2 separate regions of the Homo sapiens genome follow, and region 2 is linked to region 1. Evidence: chromatin loops called from intact Hi-C (ENCODE). Cell type or tissue: dorsolateral prefrontal cortex. All regions are shown on one strand. Region 1 overlaps ARAP1 (ArfGAP with RhoGAP domain, ankyrin repeat and PH domain 1). Region 2 overlaps PDE2A (phosphodiesterase 2A).

Evidence for each region. Peaks named below come from ENCODE experiments on the same cell type or tissue, not always from the same donor. Only the 100,000 strongest peaks of a DNase experiment are listed, where the experiment ranks them.
Region 2: a loop joins it to region 1, with 5 times the contacts of the local background. A loop is called at or near these places in 1 of 110 quality-filtered maps.

The regions. Positions count from the first base shown.
Region 1 is chr11:72,706,391-72,708,890 of GRCh38, reverse strand. It overlaps ARAP1 (ArfGAP with RhoGAP domain, ankyrin repeat and PH domain 1), which reads left to right. Exons shown (of 35, transcript NM_001040118.3): 12 at 1,517-1,716. It also overlaps the pseudogene RPS12P20. Among named protein-coding and RNA genes, the nearest start is that of ARAP1-AS2, 7.2 kb to the right of the region's middle. RefSeq lists an enhancer at 2,340-2,500. In dorsolateral prefrontal cortex, no CTCF peak of the experiment used is centred here; no DNase peak of the experiment used is centred here.
Region 2 is chr11:72,656,247-72,658,746 of GRCh38, reverse strand. The region is part of intron 1 of PDE2A (phosphodiesterase 2A); the gene reads left to right. Among named protein-coding and RNA genes, the nearest start is that of PDE2A-AS1, 3.3 kb to the left of the region's middle. RefSeq lists an enhancer at 1,589-2,090. In dorsolateral prefrontal cortex, no CTCF peak of the experiment used is centred here; no DNase peak of the experiment used is centred here; H3K27ac peaks cover 612 bases.

The DNA.
Region 1 (2,500 bases):
TAATTTTTGTATATTTAGTAGAGACAGGGTTTTGCCGTGTTGGTCAGGCTGGTCTCGAACTCCTGACCTCAGGTGATCCACCCACCTCGGCCTCCCAAAGTGCCGGGATTACAGGGGTGAGCCACCACACCTGGCCTGTGCCATTCCTTTTTACCCCATCTGGCCCCATCCCTCTGCTGTCACCCTTCTAGCCCAGGCCTGGTGGGCCTTTGGCCCCAGCGCCTGCCTCCTCACTCTTGGGCCGCCCGTGCCTGTCCAGCCTCTTTACTCCAACTGCTTTGACTTCTGCGGGAGCCTTATATTTGAGAGCTAAGTTTTTATTTGCTCATTTCTTGCATTTGAAGTTCTCTTTGATGACATCCTTGCCCTGAGATTCTTTGCCATAGTCCTTAACTACCACACAGCTGCAGCCCCGCCTGACGGGCGTTCTCTGATTGTCAGTCTGAGAGGCCTGTCCGTTCCTGGGTTTCTTGTTGTCATCAACCCTAAAGAGGTAGACTTAGTGTTCTACACAAAGGGCCTCCCCCAGCTGGCATGAGTGGCTCGTTGCATTTGGGTGCAAGCACAGGAAGGTGAGCTTGGTGCTTGGCTCCACCTTTGGCAGTTTTGCGAATTCCACGTGCTAGGTTGTGGAGGAGGAGGTCTCCAGCACCTCCATAAAGTGGCATTAATGGCCATCACACCTCCAGCAGCGATGCCTTCCTTGGTTGTGGCAATGGGTCATGGGTGGAGTAGACTCATGGTCACATGTGTGACTCGGTGGTGGCAGGGAAAGAGCCAGAGGGGTCTTTTTAAAACTAAATTTTTTCAGGGACAGTCATCATTTATTGTTCAACCAGGGCCTCCCACCCTGAAGAGCAGGGCATGCTATAGCGGCCACAGGTGTCTCGGTATGTTGGGCCAGTGGAGTTCTTTGTGGAGTGGGGTTATGGAGCATGTCACATTTGGGGCTGGGACAGGAATGAGGATAGGGATGGCGGAGGAGTCTTTTAAAGACATCTCTGTACCCTCCCCTCCTTCCTACTTAAACCCTCTGTGGGTTCTCCATTGTCCTCAGGGTACACTTTGACTTCCTCTTCCTGATGCAGGCCTGTCCCTGTCCATCTCCCACCCTTTTCTCTGCCAGTCTGCCCTTCTGTCTCCTGGAATGCCCCCTGTGCAATCCTGCCCCTTTGCACATGCTGTTCCCTCTGTCTAGACTGTCCTTTCACCTCTTCACCTGGCTCAGCCCTTCTGATCTGTCGAATCTTAGCTCAGGCATCATTTTCTTCCCAGCAGCCTTCATTCTGCGGGCTGGGCAGAGCCCCCCACTGGGCTCCCCTGCCCCCATACGCTCTTGTGTTCCTGTTGTCCTTGCCTTTGTCCACACCTACCTTCCCTACCAGAGTGGGATGCCTCACTCTTTTGCCTAAGCGCTCCCAACACCTTGTCCCCCACTTCATTCTGTGCATCCTCATGCTGCCCCCAAATCCCTCTGAGTCCATCCCCACTAATCTCCCCACCCCTATGTCCCCAGCTTCTCTGCTGACTCAGAGCTAGAGAAGGAGCAGTGGTTGGAGGCCATGCAGGGAGCCATCGCTGAGGCCCTGTCTACCTCGGAGGTGGCCGAGCGCATCTGGGCTGCAGCCCCCAACAGGTTCTGTGCTGACTGCGGGGCTCCTCAGCCTGACTGGGCCTCCATCAACCTCTGTGTTGTTATCTGCAAGCGCTGTGCAGGTGTGTGCATGGGGGTCGGGGCACCAGGCAGAGGCATGGCGGGGTTGGCCAGTTGGGATGGCAGGTATCCTATCTGGAGGAGGGCCTGGAGCGGAGACAGCACTCAGAGAGCTGCTGTTGATGAGGCTTCTCCTGCACACCTGTGATTAGCTTTGAGTCCTTACATTGCCAGGCAGGGGTTCAACTTCTCCCATCACGGGTGGGGACACGGAGGCACAGGGAGAGGAAATGGCTTGTTCAGGGTCACCTGGCAAGTAAGTGAGCCCAGATTTGAGCCCAGGCTTGTTGGGGTCTGGTGTTCCTCTCATGTCAGAAGAATAGGGAAGGCCAGGCAAGAGGAGTTGGCAGGGGCCAGGCAGGGCTTTGCATGCAGAGGGAGGAGCTGGTTTTTGTCTGGAGGGCGATGGGAGGCGGGGACATGGTCAGATTTGTGGGTCAGACTCTGGCTGGTGGGTGAAAGCTGAGTTAGAGGGGCAAGACTGGAGACCAGTGAGGAGGCTGCCATAGGATCCAGGAGAGGGAGGAGGAGGAAGCCTGGCCTGGGGAAGCCGTGAGCATTTGAGGGCTGTTCAGGATCTATGGTGGAAAACTCTCTGACTGACTGGATGAGGAAGATGAAATGCGAGAGGGTTGAGCCCAAGGTTCATTCATCTGCTCAATCGAGGCCACTCATTCTGGCCACTGTGTGCCAGATGCTGGGGATTCTGTCCTCTTGGGAGCTGACGTAGCCCAGGTGGTGGCTGTGGGCTGCTGGAGGTGGGGATCCAGGTGGAGGAGCAAGTCT
Region 2 (2,500 bases), 50 kb after region 1:
GGTGTTCAGTAAATGCTTTGTTGTGTGACTGCGTGTTAATTTTGTTCCCATTCTCCTGCTCCAAAAAAAAGTTCATTTTCCTGAGGTTGTGAGTGAAGAAAATAGGCAGTGTGGGCTGGGTGTGGTGTCTCATGCCTGTAATCCCCAGCACTTTGGGAAGCTGAGGCGGGAGGATCACTTGAGGCCAGGAGTTCAAGACCAGCCTGGGTAACTTAGCGAGATCCCATCTCTACTTCAAAAAAATTTAAAACAGAAAAAATCTAGGGTGTGTGGGGGGGCAGGTGGGGAGGTTGCAGGGGTGCCTCACAGGTGGGAGTCTGGCATTTCTCCTCCAGGCTGAGGAGGTGGTGACTTCCAGGGAAAGTCCTGGGAGGGATCAGAACCACAGCTCCAGCCTGCTTGGATGAGGGTGGTCTTCTGGCTGCCAGGAGGGTAGCTAGGTGGGAAGATCTGCCCTTGTTTCCTCCATAACCTGGGGTGGGAGGAGGAGGAGCTCCCAGCCCAATCTGATGGGGGAGACCAGAACCCTCACCCACCATTGCTGGCAGTTCAGAGAAGGCAGCGATAAGTCGGGGTGGGGCATCCTGAAAGGCTTCCCAGAGGATTGGATGGGAGGATTAGCTGAGAAGACATCCGGCATCCGTAAAATGGAGTAATGATTCTGACCCTGCAGGTTTTCTGGGAGGATTAAATGAGTTACATTTTAAAGATGCCTGGTACATGCCTGCCAGGAGAAGGCACAACATATGAACTCCCTCCCTCTTCCCTCCACCCCTCCTCAGCTCCTGTGACATCAGGAGGGACATGCCCTGCCCTGCTCACAGAGGCTGGGTGGGAGGCTCCCATCATGGCCTTCACTGAGGCTGCCTCTGCAGTTGGACCAAGCTGGACACACAGTAGGTGCACATAACAGATGGGGGCAGGTCTGTGCTTGTTTTACCAGGGTGTTGGGAGGCTGAGGGAAGGGCACAGCTGGATTGGGGTGATGGAGTTCAATCCCTGCTCCTCCCCCAGATCCAAGATCCTAAGACGCCTATGTCCAGTGGCTGCTCTGATCAGCTCTGACCAGCTCTCCTCACACCTCATAGGCCTTCCAGGGTTCAGGTGATGAATTAGTGATGACAGCATCCAGCATCGCTATGACAACCACATGGCACTCTTAGCCTCCAGTCAGGGCTCAGCCGCAGAGGCCAGAGACCCCTTTGGCTCTGGGCCTTTGTACTGGCGTGTGTGAGCGGGGCTGGGGCCTGAGGGAGATGGAGGAGTGGGAGGGGCAGGGGCCGGGGCATGGGGCTGCATCTGGCATGGACTGGAGTTCATTCAGATTGTTCCATCCAGAGGGACCTTGGGGACAGTTGTTTCTCTCCTTCCTTCCCCCTTTCTTTTCATTCCTCCATCCCTCCTCTTTCCCCTCCTCCCACTTCTTCTGAGCCTTGTTCCTGTTTGAGGCCCTGGGCTGCCAACCCTTTTCCCCTCCTCTGGGAATAAAGCCAGGCTCAGCCCTCACCCCGGGGAGCTGAGTGAGGTGGGGGACAGCCACCTTCTGGTCTAGGCCTCAGGGAAGGTGTGTGGGGACCACTGATGGCTTGGTGAGAGGGCCTGACCCAGCTGGGCCAGGGGCTGTGCAAGTGGCTGCTGACCCTGATGAGTGGGGAGGAGGTTTTCAGTAGAGAGGCAGGGTCAGAGATGAAGCAGCGTGGGATGGGGGAGCGACAGATGTTCAGAGTGGCCTAAGTGTGAGATGCGGAGCAGAGAACGTGGGAGGAATCGAGGCTCGAGAAGGACTGGGAGAGAGTGGATGCAGTGAGGAGTTTGAAGTTTGTCCCTGGGGGAAGAGGAGCCCTGAAGATTTTTGTTGTTGCTTCTTTGATTTTTAAATGGGAGGGTTCATTTTAGAGATGGGGAAACAGGCCCAGGGTGGGAAAGTGACTTGCTCAAGCTTAAGTCACTAGAGACAGACTGAGAGTACAGGCTCTGCTTGGGTCCTGCTGGACTCTAGCTGGGACCTCTTGCCCCAGACTTGCTGGCCAGGATTTTCCCAGGTAATCACTACCTCCGAGAAAGGCGAGGAGAGCCCATGGGTGACTTTGCCCTCAGTTTGAATGAAATTTGCATCAGCAAGGGCTATGCCGATAGTCCTTTCTGCTCGTGTCTGGCCTGTTTGGGGGTGGGAGTGGGGTGGAGGTGAGCATCCAGGGAAGGATCTGGGAAGTCAGGGGCTTGCCAGGGCCAGCAAGGCATTAGGGTCAGAGATGGATTCAAACTTGGGTCTTTGGAGACCCAGCCCAGACTCTGTGCTCCATCTCCTTCCTCCGTCTCTCAGGAGCCTTTGGCTGAGTTAGGCACCTACAGGAGGCAAGGGCCCCCCCGAGCCCCTCACATTCTCCTCAGGGCTCCTTCTGGCCCTGGGGCCTGATATTGGGCCTGCTGTGCTGGAACTTATCCAGGCAGAATAAACCTTTAGCCCCATTGTCCTGATGAAGAAACTGAGGTCCCGAGG